Regions from separate parts of the Mus musculus genome. Here region 1 is linked to region 2. Evidence: chromatin loops called from intact Hi-C (ENCODE). Cell type or tissue: left cerebral cortex. All regions are shown on one strand. Links, peaks and the distances in the headings refer to the core of each region. The heading gives the core; the rest is flanking DNA.

What was found. Peaks named below come from ENCODE experiments on the same cell type or tissue, not always from the same donor. Only the 100,000 strongest peaks of a DNase experiment are listed, where the experiment ranks them.
Region 1: it touches region 2 in a loop (8-fold over the local background); 16 of 42 quality-filtered maps call a loop at or near these places.

Annotation. Positions count from the first base shown.
Region 1 is chr7:135,397,085-135,407,818 of GRCm38, reverse strand. It overlaps Gm36062 (a long non-coding RNA gene), which reads left to right and starts at 8,342. Exons shown (of 4, transcript XR_378562.4): 1 at 8,342-10,075; 2 at 10,403-10,519. In left cerebral cortex, for the core only: a CTCF peak has its summit at 4,209 (motif pointing left); a DNase peak (open chromatin) is centred at 4,199.
Region 2 is chr7:135,459,706-135,470,439 of GRCm38, reverse strand. No RefSeq gene overlaps it. Among named protein-coding and RNA genes, the nearest start is that of Gm36356, 21 kb to the left of the region's middle. In left cerebral cortex, for the core only: a CTCF peak has its summit at 5,374 (motif pointing right); DNase peaks (open chromatin) are centred at 4,865 and 5,368; H3K27ac peaks cover 1,022 bases.

The DNA of each region.
Region 1 (10,734 bases), core at 1,210-9,209, 63 kb after region 2:
GTGTCTGTCAGGAACATGGCTGCTCTGTAAGGAGGTGATCCAAGGTGTTAAATGGAGTAGACATTTGCCTTGCACTGCGATGTGAGAGGGAAGTTTTATTTTATCCACAGTTGGCTATGATACTGGTAAAAAGCCGCAGTCATCCAGACAACATGTCACAGCATAAAGACAGGTAAATAAACCAATGGAGTGGAATAGAGAGCTGAGCTGAGCTGAGCTCGCCCGGGTATCTACAGCCAGCTGACTTTCCACAAAGAATCTAAGAGGGCCCATCAGAAAAAAGGACACGTTTCCAATAAACATTGCTGGGGAAAACTCACACCTACATGCAGAAGGAAGCTTGACTCTCATCTGTCAAAAGTTGACTTTAAAATGATTGAAGGTTAAAACGTGAGACCTGGAAAAATGAAACTATAGACAAAAAACACACCATCCTCCAGGAAAGAGCTCACCCTTCTAAAAAACAAAAAACAAAAAACAACAAACAAACAAACAAACAAAAAACCTGATCCTTAAAACATAGGAAACAAAAGCAAAGAAAGGCCAATAGGATTGTGTTTAACTGAAAAGCTTTGGCACAGGGATGTCATGAGCTGCTGAACAGAAGACAGCATTTGAGAGCTGTGCATCTGAAGGGGGGGGGGGGTGATAAACATTCAGAATAGGCAAGGAACTCCAAACTCAACAGCAAGTAATAATAATCCGGTCCAAAACAGATAATAAACTCAAATGCCTAAATTCTTCCTTCAAAAGATAGCACACAAACAGACAACAGGTATATGAAAAGATACCCAGCATTATCAGCCACCAGAGTGATGCAAATCAAGACAGTGCAATGCAGTATCAACAAACAAAAGGAAGAATAGTTGTCATCAAAACGGAAAAAAGATAACCAGTGTGGTGAGGAAGTAGATAACAGGGAACCCTTGAACACTTTTGGCAAAGTGTACATTAATGTAGCTGTGTATGATCCAGCAATCTTCCCAATATGTGTTCAAAAGAAACAAAGTCAGAACCCTGAGGAGTCGCCACCACACCCACATTTATTGTGGCTCTATTCACAATAGCCAAGAAACAAAACCAGTGCAAGTGTCCAACCACAAACAAGATGTGGTATGTGCACACAATGGGACACTCTAAAGGCATAAGCGAAGAAACTCATGCCATTTCAATAGTATTCAATAGCAAGTTTCAAGAGTCTTCTCTTGCTGGTGAAATGGCTCAGTGGTTAAGAGCTCTTCTGAAGGTCCTGAGTTCAAATCCCAGCAACCACATGGTGGCTCACAACCATCCATAATGAGATCTGACGCCCTCTTCTGGTGAGTCTGAAATCAGCTACAGTGTATTTACATATAATAAATAAATAATTTTAAAAAAAATAGTCTTCTCTTGCAATGCAAATGAATAACGGACAGCCAGTCTCTTCCCAGGTTCTTATCTTTGCAGTTTCTTTCTGTTGAAGTTTTAACTCGTGAACACTGTGGGCTCTAGGACCTCCAAGATCAAGTGAACCTTCCTGTAATTTCCCTGTAAAAATCATTACAATTTGTGCTGTATTTCTACCCTCCTTCTCTGATGCCCAAGCCTGACGCCTGTCTTCACAGTAATAGCTTTCTGAGCTTTCAGCAGGCTGGACCCCAGTGACTCTCAGTGGATGAAGAACAGTCATTTTTGGGAAAATGCTTTAACACCTGAATCATCTTTGAGGAACCCTGATGAGAATTTTTCGAAGAGAAAAATATGTCTAAGAGAGAACTCACAGGGCTGAGAGCATGCCCTGCTGAGTCTCAGGGCAGGACAACAGCCCTGGGCCCCTTTTCAAGCTCTTACCCTTTTGAAGTGACCCACTACCTACCTTGTGGACACTACCTACCTTCCAGACATCCCCCACCAAACACAAGCCCAACTATAGGTATGCCCACACCTGCAGCTGTGCCCACACCTGCAGCTGCACCTACACCTGCAGATGTACTCACACCTGCAGCTGCACCCACACCTGCAGTTGTACACACACTGGCAGCTGTACTCACACCTGTTGCTGCTGTTACCACCCCTTTCACCCGCCAAGCCTCTCCTGTGGGCAGCAGTGGTGTGCAACATAGAGGCACTGAGGTGTGGCTCTGTGGCCAGTGGCCACACTTAGGCTTCTCAGACACTAGGGATCCAGCTGGAGGAACTCAATCACTGGAGACATGTCTTTGGAGAAGGGGGTGCCTTGATTTGTCTTTGTTTCCTGTCCACTATGAGGTGAACAGTCTTTGCCTCCCTCCACTTCTACCACCATGCAGTATGACATTATGCCTGAGCTTGTGGAGCCAAAGATGGGTTGAAGCCCCTGAAACTCTGAACCAAGACAAGTCTTTCCCTTTCTAAGTTGTTCTCTTAGGTTTTGAGATACAAAAGTAATATGTTTAGTTAAACACTTGGCTGTTCATACATGTTAAACTCTAATCCAAATATGCTATCTACCTACCTATCTATCTATCTATCTATCTATCCATCCATCCATCCTTCTTTCTATCTATCTATCTATCTATCTATCTATCTATCTATCTATCTATCTATCTTTTATCTATCACTAGGGACTGAACTCAGGACCTTTCATGTGCTAGGCAGGCACTCTGGCCTGACCACATACATTCTTGATATAAAACTGAAGAATGATTTTGCCTTGGTCTGCTTTTTTCTCAATGTCCTTTTACTAGGGAAACATTGGCCAGGATTTAAGTATAGATCATTTAACTAATTTCAAGACTTGTTTTTCTTTTGTGTATTCTAACTTTTATTCTAAAAAAAAGTTCCAAACATAAGATTAAAACTCAAAAATACTAATTATTTTTGGCTTTATTCTGTAGCAATCAGTGCCCATCAAAAACAAAACAAACAAAATGACCTTGTCCTACATAGTCCCAACCTTGCCATCACGGCTAGCAAGTTAACAGCAATCCCTTAATGTTATACAAAGCAGCAAATATTTAAAATTCTCAGATTATCCCTAAATTAATTTTTGACCTTTATGTTTCCAGATCAGAATGCAGTGTGTGCATGGTTTTGTGTACACTGCTCTGGATTTTGACCCGTGCCTTAAGTTCTAGAACAGTCCCTGCCTCCCACTCCCGGCATTTTATATAAATTTATATAAATTCTGGGGTAAGTGCTGTACACTGAGTGTGGAGAGAGGCCCACATATGAGCCTATCGGGTGCTTCTTCTCCTTGTAACACTTCATATATTGCTGAGTCTCCAGCATCCCACAAATGCTGGAAGACAGGACTGACAAAGCTGGCCTGAGAGGTAGCAGGAAAGCTGCTAATGTTTGCCACACAGAAAAGCACAGGCTGCAGTGTAAGAGGCTGGGAACCTAGTGTAAAGAGGCTCGTTTCAAAGTGGCCACGGCCGTGGCCCACTTTATAAACCATAAGGGGTATGTTTCAGCCTGCTTTGGGATTGGTTGCTATGTATCAACTTTTCTTAAATTAAGGAAAACTGTTGGTTGATTTTCTGTAATTAAATTTTACTAATTTACACTGACAAGGACATGACGCTTGCATTTCATATTTCAGTTGTGGTGAGAAACCAGTGTTTTGGGGAAAATTAGAATCATGTAGGTTCAATTAAGGAGTCACAGTCAGTGGGTCTTTGGTGTACCTAAGCTGTGGTCTTTTCATCTTTCCGACCAGCTCTGAAGTTCTGATTGAATCAAGGTTAAATGGTTTCCTGTCAGTCATTCTGCTGTGGAGTGACGAGAAGCGGTGAGGCTGGACCACTGTCCCTGACGTGGAGCTTGGTCGTGGACTTGAAGGGGTGATGGCAGCTGGGCTCCAAGATGGCACGTGGGCTTGTACAATTTCAGTCCACTCAAGTGTATCTGGGTTGGGTTAACTACTGCCTATGTGATCTGGGATGAGTTAACTCAGCCTCTCAGTTTCTTCCACTTTAGGCAAGAGGAGTCAGCCCCCAGCCCCCAGCCCTCAGCCTCATCCCCAGGACCAATGAAGCAATTTGTGTGAATTTGATTGCTGGAGCTGGACAGGGGGGCAGTGTTCTAATGCAATTAAGCATGAGTTTTCAAAGGTCACAACAAACGAGAAACCAAGTCCTAGTACTGGAAAGAGAGAGGCTGTCTTCCTTACCCTCCAGAGTAAGTCCAAGGGGACCTCTTTCCTCCAGGGAGATGCCTGCCTGTCATTATGTGGTTGTGGCGCCATCTAGTGGTAGATGACAGTCTGCTTAGAGAGGAGAAGCGACGATTGGTGTTAACTTCATGCCTTCCTTATTAAAGGTGTATGCAGAATGCATAGACATCGATAAAGATAACTTTGAATGAAATTTATTTTAAAGATACAGCCTTTCTTCTCTGGACTTAGTTAATAAAAAGTAAAGAATCCCCACAAAACAAGCTTGTTTACTAAGAAGTCTTCTTTGGTATTTTTTTCTTAAAACTTGAATATTAATTTTTGTGACATGTGTGTGATATTTTTAACACACACACACACACACACACACACACACACACACACACGCTGGTATCACAGCTGTGTGTCACCATCCCCAGACAATAAGGGTTTTCTGTAGCACTGGGAATGAAACCCCAGACCTTTCACACTCCAGGCAAATGCCCTGCCACTGAGCTACACCTCAGCCCTTGAGCCTTCTGGAGTTTTAGTTTTCAATCAATAACATTTACCTCACCTCGAGTCACATGCATCCGAAGCATAAAGAAGTTCTGGGGGTCTTCTGCAACATATTCTGAGCTTCACAAGGATATGAAAGGTTTTCTTTTGTGAAAGACACTTCTTTGAGAAGTGTGTAAATATTACTCAATCTAGCTTTTAAAAAGTAAAACACTTTACAGATTTGTTTTTATGTGTCTGTGTGGGCTATGGACACACGTACAGGAGCTCGAGAAAGCCAGAGGCATCAGGTCTCCTGGAGCTGTAGGTCCAGGTAGCTATGAGCTGCTGGATCGTGGTGCTGAGAACCAAACCGTAGTCCTCTGCATGAGAAATAAGTGCTCCTAAACACTCAGCCATCTCCACCATCCAAACGAAAAGATAAACTCAACTTTGCCCATCTCACCAGAAGTCTGCTGGAAACTCTACCTTGGTCTGCTTGCGGTTTTCCCTACAGACACTGGTGTGGTCAGTCATGTGGATCAGAGCTGGGCACCTCTTAAAAATAGGTTCCAAGTGTTGTGCCAGGGGTTGTCCAACTACTCACCGCTACGTTTGTCATGGTAGGGTCATTCTGTGCCTTCTTATTCTTCTGGCTTAAGAACCTTCAGAAGAAGCTGGGGTCCCATAAAGGCTTTGGGTTGCAGAGGTCTCATACCAGGCTGGAGGCAGCGAGAGAGCTCTTGTTTCTGAGGGATGCTCTAGCTAGACATGGCAACTGGGTTCCAATTCAAGAGAGCAGAGGGGGTGTGGGAGCAGGCGACTGCAGCAGCTCCTGTCGTGTTGACTGGTAAGAGTGGATGTCTTCTTGCATGGGTGGCAGCCTGCTCTGCCCTGGGAAACAGGAGCAGCATGCTGCAAGGGTCCTGGGCGTGCTGGCTCTAGCAGAGGTGTGGAGCTTTAGCAATGCCTAATACCTCCATCATCCCCTGCATCCAGCTCTTACTATAATTTCATAAGTTAATGTCTGTCAAACACCCCTTCTTGTGACCCCTGAAGCAGTCTGTCTTCCTAATGGGACACCAACTGATGTGCTCAGAAATCCAGTAGGTGTGAGTGAGCTCTGGGTTAGCTCACTGATGCTGTCTCGATGGTCCTCAAGGCTAGACCCTAAACCATCACTAAGGACAGGAGAGCAGGACACACATTTTTTTCCCCACGTGCTTGGAACTTTTGAACACCTGTTGTGGTTGTTTCAGTGAGGTTTCCCACAGTCACTTCTTTAACTGGAGACCACAGGACTCAGTCAATCTCTAAGCTATGAACACCTCCCCTCCCCCCACTTTAAGTTGCCACACCAGTCACTGGTGAGTGGTCAATTCACAAGTCCCATGCCTGTGAACTCAGGAGGTGATTTCCAGGAGAAAGGAGATCTCTTCCCTGCCCCCACCCCAGCTCTCTTTAGTCGGGTTCCCTTACTCCTGACTGCATACAGCTTAGGGGCCTTTTCTCTCTTCAAGGCATGACTCTGTTATAGTCTAACAAGTTTTGGTGCATCCATGTGTGGATTGGGCTTAGCTCATTCTTGGGATAACCTCATGGCCACACAGAACAGTTTTCACAGACTGCCATGCAATGGCGTGCTAATTCGACATCAACGAAATAGACTAAACGCCTTGGATCACACTAGCTTCTGTGGTAAGGCCTGTGGGGCAGACGGCTGTCTGGAGGCCAGCGAGGCTGGGAAGATGTAAGGCAAGCATCTAAAGGTGTTGAGGAGCAGAACAGAGGGCAAGGTTCGGTACAGAGATTGAATGCTATGGGTTGGAGCCTGGGGGCTGAAGTGACGGGTCAGTGGTTAAGAGCTCTGGATGCCCTTCCAGAGGACTCTGATTGGTTTTTGTTTGTTTGTTTGTTGTTTGTTTGTTTTCCAGTGCCTACTTGGTGGCTTGCAACCATCTGTGATTCTAGTTCCAGAGGATCCAATGCCCTTTTCTCATCTCGGCAAATGGTACATAGATATTTATGCAGGCAAAACATCTATACACATACAATATAATAATGATGATGATGATGATAATAATAATTAAAAAAAGAAACAACAGCCTTGGGCTTGTTTGGAGAGCACTTGCTATAATAAAAGCAACTCATGGGCCAGAAAGATGGCTCAATGGGTAGAGACCTCATGATTTGAATTTGATCCCCAGACTCCATGGTGGAAGGAAATGATTTACTCTCAGAAAATCCTCTGATTTCCAAGTGCATGCCATGGCATGCTCCCCTCCACTAACGCAATTAGTATCACATAATACTAATATGATATATAATTATATAATAATGGTGATTACTATAAACAAAAATAAATAATTAAAAATAAAAATAGGCCCTGTGTGCAAAACTCGGGAGGTTTTGTTTGTTTGTTTGGTTGGTTTTTAAGTGAGCCTTCTCTTCCAACTCCTTGGTGCCTGAGCAACCACCAAAGCCAAACTTTCCACCCTGGTCTCATCCAACAGTGATTCTAAACACTGAGACTAGACCTCGGAGTTGAGTGTTTAGCCACCTTGTTTTGTTATCTAACCTGAGGAAAGGACTGTGGGGGAACCTCATTGGGTCATGTGAGTGTGTGCACCCTCCTACTGGAGGGTAGTTTGTAGAATAATTTATAATAACCAGATATCTATCAACTGTCTCTGAGTAGAGACTGAACTGATACGGTCTTTTTGTGGTTTAAGAGAGAACCTGACTGGTTCTTCTGCGCACATATCAGGGATATGAGGGAATGGATATCTTGCCTAAGGGAACCACAGGACAGCACCTCCCGTGCACTTACCAGCCCAGATGAGACTGTGGGGGAGTCCTCAAAGCATCTGTCTATGGTGGACAGATCCCTCTGAAAAGCCACAGGTAGCTTGATTGCCAAAACACCTTAACTGATAGTCCCTAAGCCCTGGATACAGTTTAACTGCTCCCACCCAGAAACCGAACTCTCACTTGGCTATTGAGTCCCTGCCATCAGGGCTCTTCTAAATAATTCATCACTCCCGAGGAAAAAGTCATCAACTCTCATGAATCAAAGCAAGATAGTTTTACATTTCTTCTAAGAACTTTGCTGGGGTTCAGAATCTGCCTGGAGGGAATCCTGGCTTTATTTTCCAGGCACATGCTTCTGAGACCAAAGGTGATCTAATTTCTAATTACAAAGGAATTTTGAGCAGCTCGGAACTAACAACCCAAATAGCTTTGAACCTTGCCTGCTTTACCTTCCAACAGCGACTGAGAGTGTAGGTCCTGCAATCCAACTCCAGCTTCTGAAAGAGCATCCAGGATGTAACGGCCTGGGTTCTCAGAGAGAAGGCTGCCGGCGTAACCTTTGCTTACACGAGGTAGATATGCCTTACTGGGCTCTTTACAAAACCACCGCTTTCTGGGGGAAAGTTACCAGCCGTGTCGTGCTTGATGGATTAAATAGCTGTCATAACCCCGACTGGATCCTTCTGGCTTTGATTTCTATCAGAGGTAAAATTGAACGGTTCACACATGGCCAGGTTTAGTGCACCATCCAACTGTGTGCTGGGCAGTACAGCAGCCCTGCAGCTGAGTAGCTCCCACCTCTGGCCCATCTCTGTCACACTGGCACTATATCAGAAACACTTGCTTTAATTGCTTTTATTTATAGAGTTTATTCATAGCATGTTAAAAAGAGGAATGCATAAATCTCATATAATTCTTTTAAGTACAAGGTTGCTTTTTATTAAACAAATAACAGAACGTCAAGAGCATGTTTTACCATAATTTTTCTGGTGACTGAATGTGTGTGGAATTGTTTGAAGATTGTGCCACCAGGACCTCTTTTGTGTATTTAAAGACACAGCCGAGGATATATTAGTTATTTCAAAGATTAGTCATAGTGAGTAAAATGACTAAAAAACCCGCCTACAACACTTTTTTTTATTATTATTTCTTTTTGTTACATTTATCTTGAGGGGTGGGACATGGGTGTTGGGACTTGTGTGTGGTGCTCAGGGGACAACTTTCAGGAGTCACTTCTCTCCTTCAACCACATGAGCCCCTGGCATGAAGCTCAGATATTCAGGCTTGGTGACAACTCCTACCAGCTGAGCCTTCTAACCTGCCTAATACTTCTTGGTGTGATAGACTACTGTTGTCTTCTCATGTAAGTTATCGGAGGCAGTTTAAGTGGTGTCACTACACTTTAGCCCTCAGTTAAAGTTCTTAAATAAGACGTTGGTAATTTCATATACTGAATTTTGGTGATTTTTACCACCTTACTCTGAAACCCTTCTCCCCAGCAAGCCATCTTTCTACTTTAATCTCTTAGTCATTTGGTTGTTTACCTGCTGAATTTAAATATGGATGCCTGCCTGCCCTTTGGAGTAGTTTTCCATTGCAGATTGATCTACATACTGTTAATCTCCCTTTTCTTTTTTATTTATTTTTATTTTTATTTTTTGAGATTGTCCTCCTTTTTTCTTAAGAATAAAAAAAATCTCACTTCGTTGATGTGTTTCCGTCTCTTTCCTTGAAGGTTCAGCGAGGATTAGGAAGTGGAGCCATCAATGTTAATATGTACATTAAAGATGAGCACTTGCGTCTTATTTTAGGACCATCAACCTTGACAGCTCCTTTTTAATCACCGGGATTTGAACAGATATGTAAACACGGGAACGAGAAGTAAAGGGCTCACGATTGAGAAGTCAGATCATCGAGAAAATTGCCGGAGAGGGGACACAGGTTGGTAATTCCTTCACGATGCTCTGATTCCAGAAATCTGCAGTTGTCATACAAGTGGAAAACGGAAACCACCTAGACTGAGCGAACCCAGCGAACAGCGTGCATTTGTTAATTGTCCAGTCTGAGAAGCCGAGGGCGTCTCCCACACAGAAATCCCCGGACTCCTACTGATCCTGGGGAAATCAGGGTCCCTTCCTGTCTTTCTTATTCTCGTTAATATAAGAATTCATGAATGGAGCAAGCAGAAGTTTAAAGGGTAAAAACAAAACAAGCAAGCAAGCAAGCAAACAAACAAACAATGGCAACAGAGTAGGCATGCCTTAACTATCAGCAGCTGCCCAGAGGAGGAGAATGGGGGAGGGAAGGAAAAGGCCACGGTGTGTGAGTTATCAGCACGGAGGCACACCACATGGCTGAAGATAGCCACATTTTGGGGACAGGGGCTGAGGAAAGAAGCTCAAAGTACTTGAAAAAACAAACTTAGATTCTGGTCAGCACGTGAAAGAGATAGAAAACAAGAAAGAAAAATGTTGCACCGTTTTGAGTCCTCACTCAGAAGGGTGTTTGGGCAGAGGCAGCAGAACCTCTGGTTGGCTCCGCTCCTAGAGGCTGGGCTGTGGGCAGGGTGGGGTTGTAGGAGTTCTGGGAAGGAATAGAATAGTATCCATTAAAGGGCTAATTATTCCATCCATTTCTTTAACATGGCTTGAGGTGAACATACCTTCTTAGGGGTGGCCCCTTTAGCCAGGCTGGGGACCCTGTTTAGCTGGAATATTATTAGATCTCTGCCCAGGCCAGAGATCCTATTCTCTTTACCAGGAGTTTTTCCTTATTGGGCCTCTACTGCTGCTTTAACACCGTGACTCTGGTGTTTGCCCTCCTTTGATGCCCTCCTGGGGAACTGATGAGTGATAAATCAACAGAGCCATTTAATATCTTCCTCTACAACTCTTTGCTGGTGAAATAGGCCTTTTTCTTTGTTTATTTAAAGACCGGTATACATTTAAATAGCATCTGTCATTGCTCTCTCACTTGTAGGTCAAAGTCAGCCCGTGTGCTTTGGAGGACATCCTAAGTGGGAAATGAGAACTCAGTGGGACTCGATGTCCTGCAGTCACAGACAACATTGATGGGGAAAAGACAGCCTCTGGCCAGGTAAGCTGTATATTTTATCTTCTGGATTGAGCAGGACACTGGGTGGCTGGCTGGCATCCAACAGCATCGCATTAAATCACAGCCTCCCTGAGCTCCTGACACTGAGGCTTGGGTATCACAATTCATCCGTCTTCCTAGCCAGTAAACCACTGTGTGATCAATTCCTCTGCAAAGGATGGCCATAAAAATTTTCAACGGTAACTGCAGAATTCTCA
Region 2 (10,734 bases), core at 1,214-9,213:
CTTGGGATCTATGTTAAGCAGCTTCATTTTAAATCATAATCTGTGATTTTGCTGAAGTGAAGGCACCAGAATACATTTTACGGACTAAATCCGTAGGAACATATGTGTTGATCTGCATGGAGTGGCTCTTTCCTGTAATCCCAGTTAGGAGAGGCAGAGGAAAGAAGATTGCTATTCTAGTTAGGGTTACTATCGCTGCAACGAAACATCTCATCCAAAGAAACTTGGGGATCAAAGGGTTTGTTTGGCTTACATGTCCACGTCATAGTCCATCATTGAAGGAAGTTGGGAATTCAACTCAATCAGGGCAGGAACCCGGAGGCAGGAGCTGATGCAGAGGCCGTGGAGGAATGATGCTTACTGGCTTATTCAGGCTTGCTCAGCCTGCTTTCTTATAGAACCCAGGACCACCAGCCCACAGATGGCACCACCCACAACAGGATGAGCCTTCTAAGTGGGGCCCTTCCTAGTCAATCAACTTTAAAGATGTCCTACAACTGGATCTCATGGAGACATTTTCTCAGTTGAGGTTTCCTCTTCTCAGGTAACTCAAGTTAATACGAAACTAGCCAGGACAATTGCAGAGATTGCAAGCCTTGAGGAGCAAGCCAGTAAGCAGCATTCCTCCACGGCCTCTGCATCAGCTCCTGCCTCCAGCTTCTCTATGTTCTTTCTAGATTCCCAAGCTCATACTCCAGCTGTATGAGGACATTCAAGAACATATACCTTCAGCATCATGCAGATGTTTAAGAGCCTAGACCCTCTCTGAGCACCCTGAGGTTATCCAACATATGGTCACAATCCCAGAGTTGGTCCTTCTGGCCGGACCTGCTTGGTTGTCATGGTCTGTTCTCTTCTCTGTGCATGAAATCTCTGAGAGACTCATTTTATTGCAGGAGCCAGGGCTGGGCACAATGCCCATCCCATCAAAGGCAATCAATAAATACTGTTAAGTGAATGCACAAAACAGAGATGGAAAAAGAGAACTCAATAGGAGGCAGGTCGGGAGCCGAAGCCCCTGAACTTGCCCAACACCAGAGCCCTTTTTATTACAACTTCATGAAATGTGAGTGAGAACAGTAGACATTTTCTGCAGGACCTAGATACCCACTTCCACAGCCGAGGCAAGAGAAGATGGGCCAACCCCAACCTGGCTCAGGCAGGCCAGCAGCTCATGAGCCCTACCTGACCCTTACTGAGAAATCGAATGGAATTTCAGTGACTGACTCTTGAAACAGGAAGCAGACCTCTGAAATCAGTGAGTGGAGAATTATAATCCCAAATTGGGAAAAATGGAGGTTTTGGTCAGGGGTTCTCAGGGTGCCAATTAAAATATGGGCTTGCCTTGAGTTGCATTCACCCACATCTGGAGGGGTTTCATTCCCGTAACAAGCTGCCAAGGACTCTGATGTACAATCACACAGCAATTATCTGGAACCTGAAGCCCAGAGAACAGAGTTCTCTAGTTGAAAGGATTGCTGCAAAAAAAAAAAAAAAAAAAAAAAAAAAAAACCCAGATCAGGTTCTTCAAGGGTCAGGCTGCCTGCAGCGAGGACCAGCTGATCCCTGTCACTTAAAGGGGAACGAGGTCAAAGGCTTCAGCTTGGGGAATTGCTGCTCAGTGAGTTGGGGTGACAGCCACACACTTCACGGCTGTCAGGACCGGCATGGGGGATGACTGTGTGTCATCGGAGGGTGTCAGGAGGTAATTAGCGCCCCGTCAGCTGTCTGTAAACAAACATTTTTGATACATGCCATGAGCTATTTTGGTGATCAATTTTTGTACTCTCAGAGAGCTGTATTTAATTACTTGTCTGATCTATCATGAAGCCTGGCATCACGTCAGGACCAACCGTGGGCGGAGCCAGGCCCCCACCTGTGCAGAGGTGGCTGTGCTACGTGCCCGGGTCTTATTCCAAGGTCCATTCTCTTTCAACAGACCATCATTTTCACTGGGGTTTACTAAGAGACAAGGGTTCTAAAGTCAGTCAGAAGGCCTTGAATGGCCTCCCAAATGGCCTCTAGAAACCTTTCCTGCGTGCTAATGATGTTAGCTAATGGCTAGCATCCCTGGCCCTGCGCTGGCAGCTGTGAAGACCAAGCTGCCTTGGGCTTACTGTTCCCCTCACCCAAGGAATGGAAAGTGGCATATTAGACACAGTGTACGGGGTTACAGACATGCACAGTATGAGATGGCAATGGGAGAGAACGCTAGCCCAGCTTGCGGGTGACGGGGAGTGGGGGTAGGGGTGAGGACCTGAGATACCCGGAAGTCAAAAGCTTCGGGACCCTCCCTTTGGGTCTGTGTTCTAGTCAGGCTGCTGATACAAAAGAACCAGAAAGAGAGACTTCAGAGCCTCTGACTGAGCTACAATGTAACAGTGAGAACAAACTAAATGGAGCTTCAAAACCTTAGAACTTAGTATCTCATAAAAAAATGGGCTGGACAACGAATGGCTTAGATGGTGGCTTAGGCTTAGTTGCTACGTAAGCAGGTAGGCCTGAGTCTGTGTCCCTAGCACTTAGGTAAAAAACCTAGAGTGGTAGGCACACCTGCAGTCTCAGCGCTGGGGAAGCAAAGATGGTGGGGAGATCCCCTGGGCTTGCTGCCTAGCCAGTCTAGCTGCACAGTGAGCACCAGGTTGACCTCAACTCAAAAAATAATATGCAGTGTGCTTGTGAAAGATATCCGGTGTCAACTGCTGGTCTTTACACACACGGGCATGTACATGCACGCAACTCCTTCAACCATCCACACTACACACAAAGGTCAGAGGTGGGCAGCTCATGTCCATAAAGACACACCTCAGGGCCCAAGGGTCTAATTTCCTGTGGTTTCATTCCACCATCCTTATATAGCACGTGGTGGCAGCCGCTCTGACGTTCAGCGTGTGGGCCACAGTGGTGCTCCAAAATTCGGGCAGCAGGCTCGGGATGCGGAGACACTGTACGTTAAGGGGCATCCCAAACTTTTCATTTGTTTTCATTTGGGTACTTCCATATGGGCTGCCACTGTGCCTGTCATGTATGTTCAGTAGAATTTATTTCCCATCTCCTATCTCCCGTGTTTCACCCCTAGTCAAACCTAAAAGACCATTTGTTACTATTTTTAATGTAAATTGAATGCATGGGGATTACACTCTGAAAAAGACATAAAAGGTTAATAAGAGCAAAGCAAATCCACTTTTCGTATATCCAGTGCCAGCTCCTGGCTAATGATGCGTATACAACCATGCAGTGGTGATGATTACCATCACATTAATCACGGGCCACCCCACAAAGCTGCTTCTGTGCCCAGTTCACAGAGAAGGAGATGAGGCCAAGAGAGTGCCCGAGTGCCTGAGGTTACTCAACCTCTGCCCTTCTGACTCCCGCAGCGTGGTAGGTGAGGAACAGGGAAAGAGAGCGTTGAAGGAGCTGGAGTCTTCCTATACACAAGGTCCCAGAGCTCACACCCAGCACTGTAGGACGAAGTAGAATAGAAGAAAAATACAAAATATCTTTTTCCTTGTATCAAATGGTGACCCTTCCAGCAGTAACAAATTCCCACACAAAGCTCTGCAAGGGTTTGCCAGCTCAGCTTTTCTGATCTTCTCTTCACTTCCTAACTTCTTGTCCTCTGCCCTCCGCTTGATGTTCCACCTTAATTGACAGTCACCCAGTTTCAGGGAACAGAAACAAATTAGCATCTTCCAGAGGAGGGGATTGTGCTTGTGGTGTGATAGTGTGGATGTTGCTATAGTAATTGGCAATGGTGGTTGTGATGGCAGTGGTTGTCGGTGGCCCTGCTGAATGGTATGGTGACTGTGGTTACCGCTACCGTGCCAGTGATGGTGCTCAGGGCTGTGGGAATGGTGGCAGTAGTGGCGGGGAGGGTGGTAAGACTGTGATGGAGGTACTGGGATCAGAGCAAAGGTGAGGTGAGAGATGCTGAACTGCTTCTCCTCCTCCTCTTCCTCCTCCTCCTCCTCCTCCTCCTCCTCCTTCTCCTCCTTCTCCTCCTCCTCCTCCTCCTGCTGCTGCTGCTGCTGCTGCTGCTGCTGCTGCTGCTGCTGGAGACTATGGCCGCTCTGGACTTGGTGGCATCTTTGGGATCCTGTGACACAGGGGAGGAACATTTTTCAGCAGGACAGACTCAGGACATAGGCAGTCAGTATGGGAGGCTGCCTTTCTGTCTCTTTTGATGGCAAAAGGGGTTTCATACCCTTGCATCTTCTTGTATGTGTCAAATGATGACAGGTGGGCACAGGGCCACTCCCTTCCTTGACCATTCACAGGAAAGCTGAGTTTGGGTGTCCTTAAGTTTCCAGAGTCAACAGATGGAACCAGTTCAGTCCAGCTAGGACTGTTTTGTCTGAGGTAGCTGTGGGTCTAGGGGAGGAGAGGTGTGTACTTCTGCCACAAACAAGACATCCAGGACAGTGGTGGACTCTGCAAACTGTGGATAAAAGAGACATGGTCTCTGTTAAGCACCTGCATATTTGGCAGGTAAGACGGAGTGGGTATCCAATCCAAGGAATTCCCGGGCAGATTTGTAACATCGGAAGCTGGGCTGCACTTGAAGCCTCATTCCAGCCACACTGTCCAGGCTTGAGACATCCTGCCCTGTCAGGGAAGAAGTGATGTTTTATGAGGTCAGGGGTTCATTCTTTCCAGCTTTCCCTATTCTGAAGTTTAGGGGAGATTTTATTTTCCCCACTGGCGTCTTTTCACCCTTTCTCGGTCCTCAGGGTGGGCAGAGCGGAGTGTGCAAGAGGACTGAATTTCACAAAGCAAAACAACCCCGCCACCCCTCCCACAGCGAACTGGCAAAGGGAGCGCCAACAAGCCAGCAGTGTTCAGTACACAAAGGCTTCCTGTCCCCGCCACATACCAATTCTCCAAGCTCAGTCACTGCAGGATTGTCCACAAAACCGTGCCTCAAAGTCGTTTGAAAAATGTTAACTATGTGGGAGAAGCATGCTTCTGGATGCTCTGCCTCCTGGGAGTGAATGCAGGCTCGTTTCTCCCCGTGAGGATACTGGGGTATCAGGAGACACAGGCGCTACGCAGCGGTGAGCTCCATCAGACTGCCTCATTCAACCTCCATTCATAGAAAGAGGGGCTGCGGATTACAGGGGCTTTGGGTTAGCCCATCAGCATAAGCCTTTTTCTTCTCTTCTCTTCTCTTCTCTTCTCTTCTCTTCTCTTCTCTTCTCTTCTCTCCTCTCCTCTCCTCTCCTCTCCTCTCCTCTCCTCTCCTCTCCTCTCCTCTCCTCTCCTCTCCTCTCCTCTCCTCTCCTCTTCTCTTTTTCCCTCTGTCCCTTTCTGCCTTCTCTTTCTTTGCCTGGTGGTAGTCAGTCCCAAGAGCATCCAGCAGGGGTCACACTTTCCTTCCACATGATGCCATGTGGTTTTGTTGTATTTGTCTTGTTGCTGTTACTCTTTGTTTATTTATTTTAAGAGACATTCACACTGCACCTTGCCCTGGGCTGTAAATTTCCAACGCACTCAGAGAGATTCTGCAGTGGATGCTGTGGGAGGCAGGCCCTGAGACATACGAGCTGCCAATCATCCATGCTTCTCTTGTTATAGCATGGATAATGACAGTTACAGTGGAACAGCCATACAGCAGTGCTGGCCTTTTCATGCCTCCATTGTGCATACCACTGCGGTGTGTTGGCTTAAGTCATATTGGGCACATACTGGCATTGGCCTTATATTGACCATAGGGTCTTCTTTTCAGATTGTGACTACCTAGAGTTATTGCTTATGGACCAGTCAGGCTCCTGTGAACCATCTGGAGTGACTATAGTTGCCCAATAGCTTTCAATCTTCTGGGCTATGATCTCCGCACTGAGGAGGTTGGAGAGAGCTGCATGGCAGAGGGGAAGACCTGGGCTGGAATCTTCAATGATGTGCAGTAATGAGCTTGGAAGATGAGAAAGGAACAGTTGATTAACTCGAGCAGACCCATTGCAAGGGCTGAGAAGATGTTTGGTGGATAGGAACACTTATTGTGGAAGCCTGGAGAGCTGGCTTTGTGTTCCTAGCACGCACGCACATCTAAATCTGGGCATCCCTGTGCATAACTCCAGTGCTGGGGGCGCAGAGACAGGCAGATCCTGAGAGCTTGGTGGCCAGACAGCCTAACTGAAACAGATTCAATGAGAGACCCCATCTCGACACAATAAAGTGGAGAATGGTAGAAAAAGATAACTGAAGCCTTCCTTGACCTCTACATCCATTGGTATGCCTCTGGATATTCGTGTATGTACCCTATACACATATGCATAAACATATGCAGCACATATGTACCTATACACATGCGCACGCGCGTGCACGTGTACACACACACACACACACACACACACACACAGAGTTTGCCAGGGGGTTGCCTGGCAGTCTTCTCTGGCCCACAGTTCACAGGGTTTTCTAGCAATGAATATGTAGGAAGAGCTAAGACTTACTGGCACTCCCCAGTCCATTCCCGAGAGCCAAGTGCCTTCTAGTTCTTAATTTGGTTCTAGACTTGAGAGAACCAAGACTAAGATGTGTTTCTGGAGCACACAATCTGACCCCAGATGCCTAGTGTCATGTGATTTTTTTTTTTTTGATGAGACATAAAGAAATATGTATTTGTTGGAGATAGAGGGATGACAGATCCAAGAAAAGATTCCATGGGAGTCTCTTTTGATAACTGGTCAATTTAGAGTTCCTTACAGGAGCATGGGTGACTTAGAGTGATCACATCTTTGGGAAGTTTTCTGTGCAGCTTACATCAGTCCCCTTACTGAGAGCCTCAAGCCCCAGTCCACCTCCCACATCCTCTACCCAGGAAGGAAAAAGGTCTGTGAGAATCTTGTGAAGGTTTGTGAGCTGCAGGGGAACCCAGGACACAACAAGCCTCTCTCTTGAGGGTCTTTGCTAGTGAGCACAGCTGCTCTGATTCAAGACAGCAGAGGCCATGTCCTGCTGGAGGAAGCAGCTCTGTGAAACCCACTTTAGGTGTGGTCTAACCATTCCTCTCAGTAGTTTCTTAAGAAGTAACTCAATTCCCGGTGCGGTACAGTCATGTCACTTAAGCTGGTGGTTGACATGTTTCCATAACAGTCTCAGTGCGGGGACATATCCTGTTGCTACCCAGCTCCTTCACACTGGGAAACAGGCTAACATGAAAAGCTACCCAGGGTAACAATTTAACATGAATGGAAACACCTGGGGTCTGGCCACTGGCATTTATCTAATAAAAAGACTAGCTATACACAAGTGGAAACAGAGGGCAGTGCGTGTGTGTCTATGTGTGTGAGTGAGTGTGTGTGTGTGTGTGTGTGTGTGTAACCCCAAGAGTGGGCTATATTCTAGTGTTTTTCCCTTGAAAAAAATTTTAATTACATATAATTTTTATACGTGTGTGTGTGTGTGTGTGTGTGTGTGTATCACACATGTGAAAGTCAGAGAACAACTTACCTGGAGTTAGTTCTCATTTCTCTCCTTCTACCATATGGGTCCCAGGGCTTGTCAGATTTGCATGCAAGCATCTTTACCATTTGAGCCATCTCAGCAGTCTCTTTTGGGGTGTGTGTGTGTGGGGGTATGTTTTCTGGGTAGTGTGTGTGCCTTGTGTGTGAGAATCAGAGATCAACCTCATGTGTCCTTACTTAGGCACCATTCACTTTTTTTTTCTTTTTGTGACACAGAATATATCTTACCAAGCCTGAAAGCTCACCAAGTAGGCTGGGCTGGTTGCTGCGGACTCCCAGGATCAGACTCCTTACTGTCTCCACCCTATCAGTTCCATAGTTACAGGCACATACAGCTAGAGGAACTCAGGCCACAATTCATATGCCCATTGCCTCATGGGTACCCGAAGCAGAATGAGGGTTCATTTGCTCATTGCTTTAGCTTGGTAGGGTTAGGACAAAGGTCCCATGTACGGTATAACCCACATACAAAAGGGTCAGTTTCCCCATACAGATTTCCAAGAGATTCCCAGACTTTTCTCTTCACCACAGAGCACACCACAGATCTTGACAATAAGCCAAGGCAAGGTTCAAGTCACAGATCATACAAACAGCTTCAGTGTTTGTCATGGGAGGTGACAAATGAAGGCAGGGTCCTTCCAAATGGGTCTAAGCAACATGCTGGCAAAGGCTGAAGTGATGAATGAGATATGAACAGCAGGAAGGGCAGCATCCCTGTTTCCCAGACCCTGGGGAAGGCAGCCATGGCTCTCAGTGAGAAGACTACAAAACAAACAAACAAACAAACAAACAAACAAACAAACACAGCCTCAGGTCCCCTTGCATCAGCTGGCACCATCTTGCAGTTAGGTATAATGAAAGAAATATGATCCATTAGAGCAGTCTAGAACGCAGCCATTGTCTACAAATCATCATTATAAAGTCTTTAAGAAATGTTGGGAGACTAGAGAGAGGGCTCAGTGCATAAAAGCACTTGTGTAAGGATGAGGACTTGAGGTCATCATTTCCAGAACCCTCATAAAGCCAAAAGTATAGCATGGGTCCTGTAACACTGAGGGTTATATAGGGAGGTAGGAAGATGGGAATGGAAAAATTCCCAGAAGCTCATGGCACTGTAGGAAAACGACAACAAAGGGACCTTGCTTCAGACAGGGCAGAAGGCAAGAATTGACAACTGAGCTTACCCTTCATACTGGAATATGTGTGTGTTACAGAGAGAGAGAGAGAGAGAGAGAGAGAGAGAGAGGGAGAGGGAGAGAGAGAGAGAGAGAGAGAGAGAGAGAGAGAGAGAGAGAGAGGAGAGGAAAGAGAGGTTGAAGTCAGGTATGGTGGCTCACATCTGTAATTTTAGCTACTTGGGAGGCAGAGGCAGAGGATTATTGTGAGTTTAAGGTCAACATGAATAACACCGTAGGTCCTAGTCTAACCAGGGCATAGTGAGACCTTGTCTGAGAATACCACCAGTACCACCACCACCACCAGTGACACAGGAACACTGAAGTCTTTTTGATGTCTTTACAAAAGCATTCCTCTATATTTGACCCTTTATGTCAAGAGTCGGTAGTCAGGGAATGAGATAGATACAGCTCTCGACGTGAGTTTGTCTGTTGAGGCTTTTGTGGCAAGGCTCTTCCTGTGCTCCATGTCGTCTACTGAGCATGATATTCTAGTCTGGGTTTTCACACCTGGCAGCATAGCATCAGTCACTTTGGCTTAGGGAAAGCTGTTGGAGAAGTTTATGAACAGCGGTACTTGGAAGTCCATGTCAGAGATCGATGACATTGACTCAAGTATCCTAGTCATGCCTGCAACTCAGGCCCAGGGTCCACAGTGGTGGTTGCTCAATTAATGTTTGACACAGAATGGATGAAAAAAAAAATACACACTTTCTTCCTGACCTGAGACTCTCACAGTTTTAGAGTTAGTGTAGGAGACCAGAGAAAACGCTGAAATGTTAGAAAACCCTAAGACTTCAGAGACCCTAAATACAGAGATTTTTCAGCAATCCCCTTTCAATGGACAGCATCCAGTGAGCCACACAGCAGATCAAAGCCCTCAGAGCCATGGGGATCCCTCCTTTAAGTCCCTGCAAAGTTGACAGAGTCAATCTTCTAGAGAGATGGAGTGCCGGTTTGCTCTGAGCTGCTTAACCACACTAAACAATTCCTGTTGTCTGTCTCTTGGGGACTCAGGTCACCTTTCAGAGAAGAGCCGCTTGCCTGAAGTGGCTAGCCAAGTGTGAGAAATCTCAGAAGACTCACATAGCAGAAACCGTTGTTCTGTTCTCTCTCAGTGCAGCTATGTACTAATGGGGTGATCTGTCATTTCCTTTGGCCTCCCCACTTTATTACAACAAATGCAGCCAGGATTTTTGGTTGAAAAATAGCTTCTTGACTTTCCCATAGTTTAAGAAATGTCAGTAATTTTGTGCAGAAACATCTGTCCCCTCACCCCTTGGTCCTGTTGAGTAATCTCTGATGTTTGGGCTCAAATCTCACGCTTGTGGAGGAGGTGTGGCTAGGAAGACATCTGAGAGTCCATGCCCTGGGCAGGGGGAGCCTGGCTTTAAAATTACATTTTATGTCACTTGCCAGCAGGAGGTCACATCGTCCTCATTTTCAGAGAAACTGAGTCCCCACAGGGGGCCGGTATCACATTAGAAAACTTTGATACCATCATTTATGGGTGGACAGAGGTGTGGTGTGTGTTTTAAGAGCCAAGAAAACTGGAGTCATCTACTTGTTTATTCTCGCATTGTACGTATCTGAAATTAAAGTGCAGGCAGGTTGAGTGAATCCCAGAAAGATGGAATCTATGGGAAAAGAAAGAGCTTGGTGAGCTGTTTCAAGTGTGAATTCCTTTCTCTGTTGGGTCCTCCAGAATTGGACCAAAGTAGAAAACAAAGAAGCTTGCAATTATGTGTAATACTTTAACCAGGCAGGGACTTGCTATATTCTTTTGTTTGTTCTTTTGTATGGTCTTTTTCGGATCATTCTAGCTAAGGGTGTTCAACCTGTGGTCTTCAAGTTGTTGATGGCCCAATGTAGCCACAAACGTGGCTCAATACAAAATCTTAAACACTCTTGTGTACAACGGAAGGGGGTTGTTGTTGTTGCTCTGTTGTGTGGTCCTGGAGTATAAACTCTATAAATGAGAACAGTGTCTCTCAAAACAAACGTATATAAGCTTGCACAACGATGTGTTACCCAAGATAATTCATCCAATGTGGCCCAGAGAAGAAAAGAGGCAACACACTCTGCTCTAGACTACT